3 separate regions of the Homo sapiens genome follow, and all the other regions are linked to region 1. Evidence: chromatin loops called from intact Hi-C (ENCODE). Cell type or tissue: heart left ventricle. All regions are shown on one strand.

The links. Hi-C counts contacts between places; a loop is a spot of excess contacts. Peaks named below come from ENCODE experiments on the same cell type or tissue, not always from the same donor. Only the 100,000 strongest peaks of a DNase experiment are listed, where the experiment ranks them.
Region 2: it touches region 1 in a loop (5-fold over the local background); 12 of 110 quality-filtered maps call a loop at or near these places.
Region 3: a loop joins it to region 1, with 3 times the contacts of the local background. A loop is called at or near these places in 3 of 110 quality-filtered maps.

What each region holds. Positions count from the first base shown.
Region 1 is chr1:99,177,688-99,182,687 of GRCh38, reverse strand. No RefSeq gene overlaps it. Among named protein-coding and RNA genes, the nearest start is that of PLPPR4, 84 kb to the left of the region's middle. In heart left ventricle, a CTCF peak has its summit at 2,234 (motif pointing left); no DNase peak of the experiment used is centred here; H3K27ac peaks cover 547 bases.
Region 2 is chr1:99,734,665-99,739,664 of GRCh38, reverse strand. FRRS1 (ferric chelate reductase 1) reads left to right here. Exons shown (of 17, transcript NM_001361041.2): 7 at 1,397-1,579. Among named protein-coding and RNA genes, the nearest start is that of FRRS1, 29 kb to the left of the region's middle. In heart left ventricle, a CTCF peak has its summit at 2,456; no DNase peak of the experiment used is centred here.
Region 3 is chr1:99,632,981-99,637,980 of GRCh38, reverse strand. No RefSeq gene overlaps it. Among named protein-coding and RNA genes, the nearest start is that of PALMD, 11 kb to the left of the region's middle. In heart left ventricle, no CTCF peak of the experiment used is centred here; no DNase peak of the experiment used is centred here; H3K27ac peaks cover 891 bases.

The DNA.
Region 1 (5,000 bases):
CTCCCTATAAGATGACAATAACTTCAGGTTTATGTTTGCCCTACAAGCAAAAAGAAATTATCTCTGGCCAGGTGTGGTGGCTCATGCCTGTAATCCCAGCACTTTGGGAGGCTGAGGCGGGTGGATCACCTGAGGTCAGGTGTTTGAGACCAACCTGGCCAACATGGTGAAACCTCGTCTCTCCTAAAAATAAAAAATAAAAAATAAATAAAAAATCAGCCGGGCGTGGTGGCACGCTTCTGTAGTCCCAGCTACTCGGGAGGCTGGGCTGAGGCAGGAGAATCACTTGAACCCGGGAGGCAGAGGTTGCAGTGAGCCGAGATTGCACCATTGCACTCCAGGCCAGGCAATAGAGCAAGATTCAGTAAAAAAAAAAAAAAAAAAAAAAAAAAAAAAAAAGAAAGAAAGAAAGAAAAGAAAAGAAAAAGAAAAAAAGAAATTATGTCTTTCTCAATAGCTTCAGAGTTCTCTGGGAGGAAACAATTTTCTTTGGCAAAGCTATGACCCATGCCCATTCCTCAATGTAACATTTGGCAAGGAGATAGAGCTTTCTCTTTGTCTAGGCATCCGTTTTATGTCCACTGTTGAGCCAGCCCCATTCATTTCCAGGCAAGAATGAAGTAAATGAGGTTGACCAAAGGCATGCTGGACAGACATAAAACATATGTCATCTCTCTTGGACTTAGTGCTGGGGAAGACACTTAACTTTTCTTTGTCTCAATTTGACCACGCAAAAAGGTAGTAGTAATCATACTTTCTTCAAGCAATGACAACATCTATCCACAAGTAAGCTGGATTGCAAACTGGCTGCTTTATTTCTCCCGGTCATCATCATAGGGTGTTAGAGATGGTTAAAATGAATGAAGCAACAGTGCCATAGTATCTACATTTCATGCCTATAAAAATCACAAGATGCTAGTAATGAAAGGGTTCATGAAGAGTCACCTGCCTCAGTCGTCTGATTTCAGGAAAAGTTATACTTGCACATTTCTAGGAAGAAGAAAAAAAATACATGTTTATGATTTTCATGGCATAGTATTCTATGATAACTCTTGGTAATGTTTTACCACCTTGATTCCATTCTTAGGAATCTCAGAAATGTCTTAAACTCAACTAGTCTTTCATGTTATTGCTTATATGAAATAACATGAAAACTCACATCCCATTTTTATATCTTTATTAATTTTTTAAAAAGGAAAAATATAGCTGGTCACTCTATTTTTAAATATCTTCATATATGGTACTTGAAAATGTTATTGTCATAAATTCCTCCACCAATCATTTGTTCTCCATACGCTAAACTCTTGATCCACTAAATTTTCTTTACAAGTTGCATTTTTTTAACACTTTGAATATATATATTTTAACTCTTCAAAATTTCTGAACAATCTCTTTCAGGGCAGCAGAAATCTGAGCTCTACCCATTTTTTCAGTAACAACTAAAAACTCCAGAAATGTCTTCAGAAGACGAAAGGAAGCATGTATCTGGAGAAAAGGTTATTCCAGGATTCTGAGGGAGTCCCAACACTTTCCAGACCATCTGGCTGAAATCTAATTGCTAATGAAATGAACAGATTTTTTTTTTATCCACAAGTATAGCCTGAAGGGGAATTAAGCCAGGATTTTCGAGAATGCCTGGCACAAAAGAGCTGTTGTCAAAGAAAGCTAAAAAGGATAGTGATAATGATAGTACATTAAACCATACAAAATATATATTTTCATTTGCTTTTGGAGAAGAGAGTTAGGGCTGCTTGTATAATGAATTATTATTACCCACTAAGTCAGCTGCACTAATTAGAATCAATTTAATTTCTCAAATCTATTATAAAAAATGAATACTAGCCAGGACTCAGATTTTTTTTTTCCTGAAAAAAACTGATACTGTAGCTTTAATTGTGCATGGAACTGAAAAGGTTGTCATGGAGATGGGAATCTGTGATAGGCCTGCTCCACTTCGCTGGCCTTGTTCTGAGCCTGAAGTGGAAGGTTCTATTGTTAGAGTAGGTTTTCAATTTCTTGCAATAAAACCTGTGTTTAGATTTTTTTCAGTGCAGTTTTGTTCCTGCTGCTATCTTTTGTTTCATGAAAACAGTGAGAGTGCTTATAATGACAATAATGAGACCATTTTAGAATATTCTATTTGTGATTGTTGGGGAGCACACAAAATGGTGTCCAACAAACTCTGATAGTCACTGCAGGCTCCTGCAATAGTTTGGAAACGTTTGCCACCTAGTGGCGGCAATTGAGAAATGCTGAGAGATAGTAAACATTGTTACCTTTTGGCTAGTAGGAAGCAGAAAGAAGAGTATAACTACCTCTATAAAGAGATTCTTCATTTCTTTTTTTCCTTAAGATATAGAACAATTCCGATTTCCCATCCTTATTTCGTTATTTAAAAAATAATATTTTAATGGTATTTGCTTATTTCATTTAAATATTGAAATTACGGACATAACATTGTTTATATCTTTCTATTATATTTTAACAATTATAAAATCTAAAGTAATATCCTGGCTTTTATTTCTGACTTTTTTGACTTCTCTTTTTTTCTTGACCTTGGGGTTTATAAATTGTGTTTTATTTTTGAAGGACCAACTTTTGGTCTTCTTTATTAATTTTATGTTTGTTTTCTCTTCATTGGGCTTCTGCCTGTGTCATCTTTTTCTTCAACTTTCGTTGGATTAATTTGCTTTTCTCATTGCTTCTTCAGATAGATATGTAGAGTGTTGATATTCAATATTCTTTTCTAACATATGCACATAAGCCTGCACATTTTACCTAAGCATAACTTTAGTTATGTATTTTGATATGTCAACCATGTTATCATTTATTTCCAAACATTTATTTCCAAACATTTTCTAATTTTCATTGTGATTACTTGTTTTCGCAACCGTGTTTTAACACCTATATACATGATAGCAATTATTAAGGTTTTTTTCTGTTTATCTTTTTGTTACTGCTTTCTAGTTTAATTCTACTTTCTGCAGAGAATAGAACCTCCTCTGAGATTTAAAATAAACAGATCCATCAAACAAATTATTATTTAATAGACTTCTGGCCACTATTTACACCTGGTGCTTCTCTTCATGCTGTTGCTTGGAATACCTTTAAGGATCAGCTAACATGTCAATTACCCAATAAAATATTGGCCAATTCCTTCTTTTGATATTTCCTTAATCACAATTAATTTCTCCTTCTATTGTGCTCCCACAGCCTTTTGTTCTTACTGCTATTACAATACCGCTTCCATTGCATTATATCTAGAGGTAAGCGTGTGTGTGCGTTTAGCCATCTTTTGCCAGATTAAGAATTTCCTTGAGAGAAAAATGCTTTATTACTTTTTTATTCCTCTGTACCTACATTACTAGCAGGGGTGTGGTAGGCTTCCCATAAATATTTACAAAATTAATGAATTGTCTGCCTTTTACTTTTCAGCCCCTCCTGAACCATTCTGCTTCCCGTTACCTTTATTCTTTTTATTCCTCCTCATTAGGATGGTGTCCCCTGCTACAGGGCCTTTGCAAATGGTTTCGTCTGCCTGGAATAACATTCTTTCCTTCCCTTTTTCACCTGGTTAACACGGACTCATCCTCTGGTTCTCAGTTCAGATATCTCCCTTTGAAGGAAGTTTTAACCCAGTCCCTGACCAGGAAATTCTCCTTATTATACACTTTCATTGTATAATATTGTTATTCTTAGTGTTCATAACATTTTTAAATTTTTCCACAAAAATAATTATAAAAGAGAAGTTATAAAATCAATCTGAAAAAAATTTAACCTTATTTAAAAAAAAACACAGACCAAAACTATTTGAAGGGAAAAATCCTCATTTGAATACTTGAGTTATTGCAAAAATAATCTCCCCTTAGCCTATATATACATTGAAAACACTCCGTTATGTCTCTTGGTGGAATTTTCACAGTCTGTCTTCAGTCAGTAAATGCACAAACAACCCTGAGCACATGTGTGGGTCATTATAGTGAAGAAAACACAGGCTTCAGATTCAGATCTGGTTTCCAATAGTATGGCTATTTCAAACCGTGAGATCTTGATCTTAGAATTTCGATTTCTTCATCTGTTAAATGGGTTTAACAAAAATCGTTTTATAGGACAGTTGGAAATATTAGCACACCCTTATTTTTTTTAAATCATCCTTGTTAATTCTTGCTAACCAAAATGTGCTAGGAAAGCAAAAATAAATAAGATATCGTCCTGGAACTCAAGTAGACTCGTGACGGAGTTCAATACATAAATCAATGATTATTACGATGAGAGATAACCCTGAGAGGTATGGATAATCCAGGACCGTGGACAGGTGGGCAGTGTGGTTAAGCAGGGATGGGTCCCCCAGTGCTGTCAGTGGGGGTAGGAATAAGCAGATGGTGTTGCCAATCTTCTCTTATATTAGAGGCATATTGGCTAATACATGTTCTAGCACACTGGTGGGGCAAAACCTTGTATCTTTCCAGACACTGGGCGCACGATTTAGGGCATATCTTTTAATCTCTATGTGCCTCAGTTTTGTCCTCTGTGATGATAGTAGTAGCTAAAACTTACAAAGCACTTACTAGGTGCCCGACACTCTTCTAATTGCTTTATGTATCTTAATTCCCTTAATCCTTACAACAACCGCATTTTACAGAAAAGGAACCAAGGACTGATAAAGTTAAATACCAAGTATCTTGCCCAAAGTCAAAGAAATAATTCAAATGGCAGAGCTGGGATTCAAACTCAGGCAATCTTATCTCCAAAGTTTCATGCTGAACCGTAACTGACTCTCTATAGTGCAATGAATAATAATAATGGCTACATATCCAGCACTAACCACATGGCCTGCACACAGGAAGCATTCCATCGATTTTGGCTTTGATTACTATTAGTTAACTCTTTAATTTAAAGTATTTTTTAAAAATTTAATTATCCAGGAAATATTTCAAAATCTTGTTTCTCTGGTTTTTACCAATAGATGTAAGCAGATTACTAATCATGGGCAATATTTT
Region 2 (5,000 bases), 560 kb before region 1:
TTCAGTAAACATTAGTTCCTTTTCTTTTTCCTTCTTTTTATTATCCTTCTGTACCTTTTTATTCACATAGAGAAGACAAAGTAATGCGCTTTGCTCCTTATTTTGTTTTCCTTCTCTTCAACGTCTTATAGCATATGGGCACTATATTTGATTACATTATTATGATTGTTGCACTTTCGTTTGACCATACAATTAGATCTGTTATTTGTACTAGCTCTCAGTTTAGGCTTAATCCTTATTTAATTAAAAGCTGCTTTAGGGAAATACACAGTCAGTTTGGACCTGAGCTTCCCAGTAGGAATCTGTTGACAATATTGTTGTCTTTCCGTATATTCAATCAAAGGCTCTTGTTGGAACTTTTATTGTGTCTTTGTGCCATGTTTATAATCTCTAATTATAGGGAGGTTCATTCAGAGTCAAAGGTTTATAGCATTTTTAGAGCTCGAAGATACCTCAGGGTCTATTTCTTACAGTTTTCTTGTTGTGTAGTTGAAGGTTCAGGGATCCTGAGAGAACAAGTCCTTTGGCAAACATGATGTAGGGAAGGGGAGAGCAGAGACCAAAGTCCAAGTTTCTTAATTCCCCAGTGGCTTGTTCTCTTCACCCTAGTATGATCTGTCTTTACATTTCCATGAACTCTAGTTACATAATGTTTAGCTCTCTTCTGAAATTTACTGTCACAGCATTCGAACAAAGTCTGCTCATTTATCAGATTATACAGCTGATTTTTTTTTCTAAGACTCTTCGTCTTATATTCCTTATCAAGAAGCTCGGGATTAAGTCATCCGATTGTTGCTTATTTCTCCCCCCAATAAATCACTATGGTTATTTGGAATGCTGGTAAATTGGGGCGACCATTTTTTTCTTATGTCATTTTAGTACGAAATTTGAATCAGAATTCTAGAAGCAGAATCCACAACCTAAATATAATAGCTTTCTAAGTATTTATTTGTTTGCTTTTTAAATCTTCATCTCTGAGAACTAGAGGATACCCTTTAGGCAGGAACGTTAGTGTCATTTAAGTCTTAGGGACTGAAATATTAACTCAAAAATTTCTCAAAACCTATCAGAAACTTTGCTCCAAAACTTACTTAATGTGAAATGTTTTGTGTATTACAGGAGCTTTAATACCCTTGCACAATTACAGCCCAACAAGTGTATGTTTTCCAAATTTTAATTAAAATTAATTAAGTTTAAAAGTTCATAACCTAACTACTGCTCCGATCATTTTTAATTTGGGATGTGTCTTTTGTTTCCTTATTTGAATGCTTATTATGGAAAGGTATTCTCATTAATTTGGGAGCTACCCGTACTTGAAGGTAGTTATTCTTCTGTCATTGCCAATGAACTGCTTGTTTGATAATTAAGATTTTTTTTTCCTCTGTCATTTTTCTAGTTCAGTGCCTCAGATTGTGGGAACAAGAAGTTCTGTATTAGGAGTCCTTTGAACTGTGACCCAGAGAAGGAGGCTTCCTGTGTCTTCTTGTCCTTCACAAGAGATGACCAATCGGTGATGGTTGAAATGAGCGGCCCCAGTAAAGGCTATTTATCCTTTGCATTGTCTCATGATCAGTGGATGGTTGGTACCTCTCACTTACATAAGTGGTAACAAAAGGAGAATCACGGCTAGGCATGGTGGCTCATGCCTGTAATCCCAGCACTTTGGGAGGCCGAGGCAGGTGGATCACGAGGTCGGGAGTTCAAGACCAGCCTGGCCGAGATGGTGAAACCCCACCTCTACTAAAAATACAAAAATTAGCCTAGCGTCGTGGCGGGCGCTTGTAATCCCGGCTGCACGGGAGGCTGAGGCAGGAGAATCACTTGAACCTGGGAGGTGGAGGTTGCAGTGAGCCAAGATTGTGCCACTGCACTCCAGCCTGGGCGACAGAGTGAGACTCCATCTAAAAAAACCCCCCCAAAACAAACAAACAAAAAACCAAAAGGAGAATCATTGAAACTGTTTGTTCCAGGGTCAAATGATCATCCAGGAGAAGCTAACTTAGAACAGATTCTAAGTTAAACGGCTTTGAGTACTGTATGATTTTAACAGTTGGGCAATTACTTCCAAGAACAGGCTGTCCTAAGGAAAGTTTGGAAGATCATTTTATTTCCAGTGTATTTGCCATTTTATGTCTGTCTGTCTCTTTGCGATAAAGCAGGAAATACAGTTAAGAAAAGTTGTTCTGCATAAAATGTCATGTTTTTTGTAATGCTTTTCAAACCAGAATTGTTTATTCAAGTGGCCAGAACTAAAACATGTGTTCCTGCTCTTTTGTCCTATTTTAGTAGTCATCAGTGCCTTTCCTAAAAAGAGAATTAAACTTGTATATCCAGGCAGCATGTATTACAGTAGGCTCCTTTGTCAAATCAGCAGAAGGCAGCATTTATTTTAAGCCGATTCTCACTCATCCTGGGTAGTGCTGAAATGGATTAAATGATTCTGTAGGTGGCAGCCTTGTGCTGTGGTGTGGAAGAGCAGAGGCCTGCATAAACATCTCGCTTTCCTAGGGAGCAGGAAGAGTATTGTGGCCAGGACGTGTATAAGTCCTGTTCAAGCAGAGTGGGCCTTGGGGCATAGGGATGACCAGAAATGGAGAAAGCCCCTTATTAGCACAGGCGTTCTTGTCTTGAGGGTTTTCTTCTTATCAGGATTTAAACTTAACACCACTTCTTTAGGGAATCATATTTCAGAAAAAGAAAAGGAACTCTGACATGGCTGTAATAGAAAAACTAATGCTCGTCCTGAAAGTGCACTTGATCACATTGGTCCTGGAGCAGTGTTTGCAAGTATTGTAAGACGCTGGATGTAACTAACTTTCTTTTTTTTTTTTAATTGTCCTAATTCTTTTTTTTATTCTTTTTTATTTTTATTTTATTTATTTTTATTTTATTATTAGTACACTTTAAGTTTTAGGGTACATGTGCACAATGTGCAGGTTTGTTACATATGTATACATGTGCCATGTTGGTGTGCTGCACCCATTAACTGGTCATTTAACATTAGGTATATCTCCTAATGCTATCCCTCCCCACTCTCCCCACCCCACAACAGTCCCCGGAGTGTGATGTCCCCCTTCCTGTGTCCATGTGTTCTCATTGTTCAATTCCCACTTATGAGTGAGAACATGCGGTGTTTGGTTTTTTGTCCTTGCGATAGTTTGCTGAGAATGATGTAGGATACCATTTCAGTATGTATATATGACCTACATATTTCACTAGACACCTCTAGAATGCACTTCTATCTTCTTTCATTAAACAAAAGATATACCTTAAGTCTATGAGATACAAAAGATACCATGTACTTAAAAAAATAACATATAAGAAATAATGAATCCTTCCCCTTCCAAGTTGCTTGTATAGGAAATTTTATACTTGCTCAGCTGATGCGCTGATTGTTCAAAACATCTTCCCCACTTCCTTTTGTGATTGCCATCAGACCTGTAGCATATTCTTTTGGATATTCTTAGTGTTGGCAAAAATGAACAATGTTTAGTGTATAAGGTGAATGAGGTTGAGTTGAAAATAAAATGTGACTATAAAGCAATAATGATAGGTGGTGGTAGTGCTGCTGTCATGTGAATGTGATAAAACTGGCTAGAAAGGAAATTCTGAAAATGAGTCCAAAAAGGATTAACCTGTTGAATGAATGTATAGTTTCATTAAGGTTCATCTCTGAGTTACAGCACTCATTTAGATATATGCTCTAGCCACTTAAAAAAAAATCCAACTTATTCCAGTCACTTTATAGCCAAGATTCATGCTATAGTATACGGATACATTTCCTTTTACTGGTTACGTAAAACCTGTAAGCAAGAGGGAAAGACTGTTACTGCATTCAGTATGGTAATGAGTAGCCCACAGGTAGGTCAGTTATTCTGTTCTAAATTGTAGGCATTGATGGCACAAAAGCATTTCTCTCTAATTCAAGATATATTTATCTTACTTAGAAATCTTATCTGTTTCCAGTATAGTACTCCTCAAAAATGTTTACAAAAAAGGCTTAATTACGCAGGTGCAGTTGATTTACAGAGAAATCCTGTTTAATGATTAAAATAATCTGTACACCTGTTTGACTAACTTGGGGGAAATGAATCATCCTCAAAATATATTTTTAAGTGGTTATTTCTATTTTTGGTTATTACTTTTAAAACTTTCAGGTATTTTTGTGACCTGCTATTTCTTTGGAGTGTATAATGTAAATTTAAATACTGAAGGTATCTGATGTCACGAATACTCATTCGATAACCTAAATTATACCCCTTTTTCAATTTGGCTTGTAAATTAATGTTAGCAATTATTTTGGTATGTTAGACCTCATCACTAAAATCAAAATGTGTAATTTACCCTATTTCTGATAATAATGACTTGCTAATGTGTGAATTTTAACTGAATTTCCAAGTACAATAAGTCCTCACTTCATGTCGTCAATAGGTTCTTGGAGCCTCTGACTTTAAGTGAGGCTACATACAGCAGTTCCTTGAATAATATCATTTCCTTCAATATCGTTTTGTTATGACATTGATGAGGAAAGAATATTGGCCATGTTGTATGTTGTTTTGCTTAAAGTCACAATTTTCAAGAACTTACCTATGAGTTTAAGTGAAGATGTACTGTACATACCTCTTTCCTATTTGAGATATTTTGTTAAATAATGTAAAGTCTATCAAGTATGCGCATTAGCTTCCTTCCTTCTCCTTCCACTGCGCTGTATCATCTTATTCCATACATGATCTCTCCATGCCCCAATTCCAGGATGTCCCCAATCCTGAACTCCCTTGGACTCCAGACTGTGATTTCCAGCTGCAGGCTGGTCTCGTCCAGATGTGTGTTCCTGGACAGCACAAAGCAACATCTAAAAGACTGAACTTTTTATTATGCCCCCTGATGTCTCCTTGTCTTCCCCATTCTTGGTGATCAGCAATGTTAGGAAAGCACCTACCATTGTTGATGGCTTGTTTCTTGTTGGGTACTGTCCTAGGCAATTTATAAACACATCAGTT
Region 3 (5,000 bases), 460 kb before region 1:
CATCCTAGCAGAGATAGCAGTTGACCTGAGCGCTTGAGTCTTTCAGATTTGGACAAGTAAGAGTTAATTAACCAAGAGAATGATTCCGGGATAGGAGGTATAGGGAAGTAAGGGGGACACGGCACAGTCACAGCCCCTGAATTTCTAGATCATTATAGATAAACTGAATAATTTTTCTAGGTGCAGAATTTTTAGTAGGTAATGGAATGACATCTTACCAAATTGTCCATGAACAGGCTTATACATCCCCAGGTTATTATGTAAGGTATGTGATATTCAAAGACTCTATGTGTATACATATATACACATATATATTATAAATATGTTTGTGTCTATTAATGATCCTTAGCTAATTCATGTACATCAAAATCTTGTTTCTCTTCCATTAGATAGTTAATGAATGTAGATGGTTTTGGAATCAGAGGTACTGGCTTATTTTCCAACCTTTCCATTTAGTAGATGAGTGAACTCAAGAAAATCACTTAATATCTGAGAGAGTGCATTTTTTCAGGTGTACAATGATGGGAATAAGAAATATGTCAAAAATTTTTTTCATCAAGATTAAATTAGTATTTAGGTAAAGATGGTAATAGGCTACAATAAATGCTTAATAAATGGCAACTTTACTATTACTATTTACCTTATTGTACAAGTCCAGTTCTTAGAAATGTATATTAAATCTTGCAGGCATATTATTATTTCTTTCAGTGCTTTTACATTTGCTGAATGCCTCTTTTAACATATATAACCTAATACTGCAATTGACTTGTTTGGGAGAAAGACCAGAGTCTCATTCTTCCCCACGAACCAAGAAGCTACCAGATATCTTCATTTCCAGTATGAGAAAACTGAGGCATAGATGGACTGACTGATTTGGGCAAGGAGCCAATTCATTAAATAATAACACTCCTTGTCTTCCCATTAGATTCCCTATGGAAATCTTGGAGGGCTCGGTCTGAGGTCTGATTCTTTGTCATTATGGAAATATCGTATAAGATTATCCAATTAGATTGGTTTCTAGGCAGAGCCATCACTCTGAAGGCTAGGGTGCAAGCCAGTTATGTTAAAGTGGATTTACATGGCAAAGCAAGAAATGAGCCAGCTGTCAGTGTGTCTGCCTTTCAGTCCATTTCACTATTAAGAGTGAAGGCTCTGAGGTTTCATTTACCAACAGATTGGGTTCCAGACAATTGTAATTCTAGCTTGAAGATTTTTGGAAATAAGTATTTTGAAAGATGCCAACTGAAAGTTTACTTCCAAAATTTTTAATGGCCTCTCTTTGGAGAGATGAATACTTTGTAGGGGCCAGGGTTTATTGCATGCCTTAGATAGGCTTTGAAAGCGAAAACTAAAAAATAAAACCACACATTTTCCATCTAGGAGTTTTACTCTTGCATAGTGTAAAAAATAAAATATCTTTGTTATTTCATCATTAGATCTGTCATGCAAAGTGAAATTCTTTTGGGTTTATAGCCTTCCTTCCCCTCCCCTCCTCTTTCTTTTCTTCCCCTCTCCTTTCTTTCCTTCCTCTCCTCTTCCCTCCCCTCCCTTCTCTTCTCCCTCTTCTCCTCTTCCTTTTGGTGAGATTCTAACTGTAGGAGTTAGATTGCTTAATGGGTGCCCAGGGTAAAGACTGAAAGAATTACATTATGCAGTGAAGCAGTGGTGTGGGCAGGGTGAGATTTAAAAGAATATTAAGTTCCAAGAAATATAGTTGCCACAAACAGGTCTGTAGGAACTCCTTTAGAGCTGGAGGTTAATTAGAGTCCTTACTTCCTGTGAAATTTGAAGGCCTAGAGCATAGCCCAGATAGTGACATAGGGAGCTGCCACTTTGTACCCACATTAGTTGGCCATCAGCCACTTAAAAAAAAAAAACTCAGCAACAAAAATATTCCTTTGTATGTATTTAATTTCAACCTCATAACATAAAAAATACTTCAGAGAAAACATTTAAAAGCAATTTAAGTGTAAATTTCTTTCTGAGTGAAATTCCAAAGAGCAGTCTACTCTTCCTCACAGGCCTTGGAATTCTTAAATATGAAATCCTAAGCTATTTTGGTATTGCAATAGTAACCAGCCTTCTAAAGGGAGTCCCTGAATAGAATAATAACAGTAATTCAGTTGAGAAACAAAGGTCAAACCAGATGAATATCTCGTGTTAATTTTGTCCAAGGCTTTATTAACATACTATGGTTTGTCCGTTTGACATTTGATTTTTATCAAGCTATAGTCTTATCCCCACCCTTTATTTATATAGCTCTTTTGGAAATGAATATGAATGAAATAAAAATCACAACCTTTTAGGGTGTGGGGCAGATCAATTTTCCTTTCTTTGAATTTACCAAATCTGTTTGTGTGAGGAAGCAAGGAAATGCATTTTTTGGGGCCTAATGGAGTAAGTACATTATTATGTTTCCCAGAGCTATTGAAGGCAGTAAGCTCACTTCTAAGTGAGCAAGGTAAACACCCCTCAGTTTTGTCCTGAGCTTTGTATGACTACTGGGTCTTCTCCCCCATCCTAGGATCTACTAAGCACAAATGTACATATGACAAATGGAATGTAAACAAATGATACCCCATGGCTACACAGCAGGGGAAATGTACAGAAAGGTTCTTACATGCCATTACAAATGGTAGCCTCCAAGTGCCAAGTTAATTATGAAAAGGAGAAGCAGTGACTCCCTAACATACGGCTCAAAATAAAGACGGGTTTGTCCACAAAAAAGAATGTAACAATTCAGTTCTGTGCATTTGTTTATTGATGATCTCTTTTTTCCCCTTACGTCTTGACATTCCACCAAAGCAGGCTGCATGATCTTCCCCTTAGGAAACAACTCAGAGCTTAGGTTTATTTACAAGCTTTATTCTACTAAAGAGCAAAATGTTCCAGCTGATAGAATAGATGTTACATGGCAGCCTACTGACCTCTCTATTTGGGGAGAAATATTCAACTCCTACAGAGAAGTCCTAAATGTTAGCTGATTCATGGTCAGTTTTTTTTCTTTTGTATTTACTGAAGACCAAACCACTGACTTTAGTTTATTTCTTTTTTTTTTCACCAGTAGGATGTTTCTCTACTTCATGTCAGATTCTGCAATAAAAAAGTAGCTTTGGGCTGCGAATTTGAGCTTTATAATTTTTCACCTCCATTAGCTTCAAAGGCACCAAGTTCAGGCTACATTAGAGTTTCACCTTAACAAGAAAAGGATGGTAGGGTGTTGGGTAGGAGGAAGCCTAATCTTCACACATTTTGGGAATGCTGTGAGATCAGGGTATTTGCATGCGGGCTTCTAGGAGAAATGGGGAGACAACTATAGAACTGATCCTTTGATTCTGGGGCTCCAGGAACTTCTAGAAGCACACTGAGTAGTAAGAAAACTCACCTTGATATAGGAGACTATTGAAAAGACACATATTTCAGTTTAGGATGCTGATTATTTTTGGGGGAGAGATACTTTTGTGTGTATGACATAAATGTCTCTGATTTCAATCTGAAGGAAGCTGACCTCAGGTCCTCTCAGTAGGAAGGGGTATAAAAACTAATGGAGAATTATGCCATTTGGGGCCTAATAAGATTAACTCTAAAGACTAGGGAGGAGAGGTCCTAGCTCCAAATTGGTGAGCTCTGAGCATGAGTAAGTAGAGAGAAGAGAGAAGTCCAGAAAGAGAGGACCAGCATGATTGAAGTAGCAGTTGCTAGAGTACAGCTTATCAGAGGATGGGGCAGAAAATTCCAACAAAGAACTAGGAGAGCATGGGAGCCCCCTGGGATGAATGAAAAGGACTTGGACTTTTAGGAGTGGCACGCACTCACAGGCTAGGAGCTCAAGAGTCAAAGATAATTGCAACTGTTGCTATGTCTTTCGTGGTCTCCCTGGCTCTCTAGGACTGGTGTGGCCTGGGGAAGATCTTTCAGGGCACAACGGCCATTCCACTACCAAGATGCAAATTAAACACTCTATAGAAAAAGATTACAATTTGAAGACAAGCTGTATTTTTTCTAAAGTCGCATTGTTAAAGTATTAGAATAAGAGTTGAGAGCCCTTGCTTCATACAGCAATATTGCTGCAGCTTTTATTCCTATTACTGACAATAGCTTTTAGTTCTTTTCACCAAATCAAGGAGTTCTAACAGATTTAGTACTTGTAGCTAACATTCTGACTCAAGTGGCATGCATAATTAATTCCATATCATGGCCAGTTTAATTTCTTCCCTTTCATCCAAAAGTACACAGAGGTCGTGATTATATCCTGTATCCTCACTACCTGAATGAAGCCCATCTTGCCCCTTCTCATATTCCTTCCCTCCCTTTAACCACAGAATTGTCCTTCTAAGGGAAAACACAACTAACTGAATCTATTTGTTAATCTACCACCTCTCAAAGTGTCTAGGTCAAACTGAATAGTATATTTAGTGGAGAAAACACTTTCCATAGTCTAAATGGAATGTGAGCCTATGCATTCATGCTTTACTGAGTGGTCAACTCATATATGAAAAGAAGTGATCCCAGTACGTTAGGCATTCTTAGTCACAGGATGAGATAGGAAGTCAGCACAAGATACAGGTAGCAAAGACCTTGCTGATAAAACAAGTTGCAGTAAAGAGGCAGGCCAAAACCCACCAAAACCAAGATGGCTGTGAAAGTGACCTTTGCTTGTCTTCACTGCTCATTATATGCTGATTATAATACATTAGAATGCTAAAAGACACTCTCACCAGCACCAGGACAGTTTACAAATCACGGCAATGTAGGGAAGTTACACTATATGGTCTAAAAGAGGGAGGAACCCTCAGTTATGGGAATTGCCCACCCCTTTCCTAGAAAGCTCATGAATAATCCACTTCTTGTTTAGCATGTATTCAAGAAATAACTACAAGTATAATTAGTTGAGTAGCCCACACTGCTGCTTTTGCCTATTCTTTTGTTTCTTTGCTTCTCTAATAAACTTGCTTTCACTTAAAAAAATAAAAAAGAAAAGCAGTGATCCTTTCCTTAAG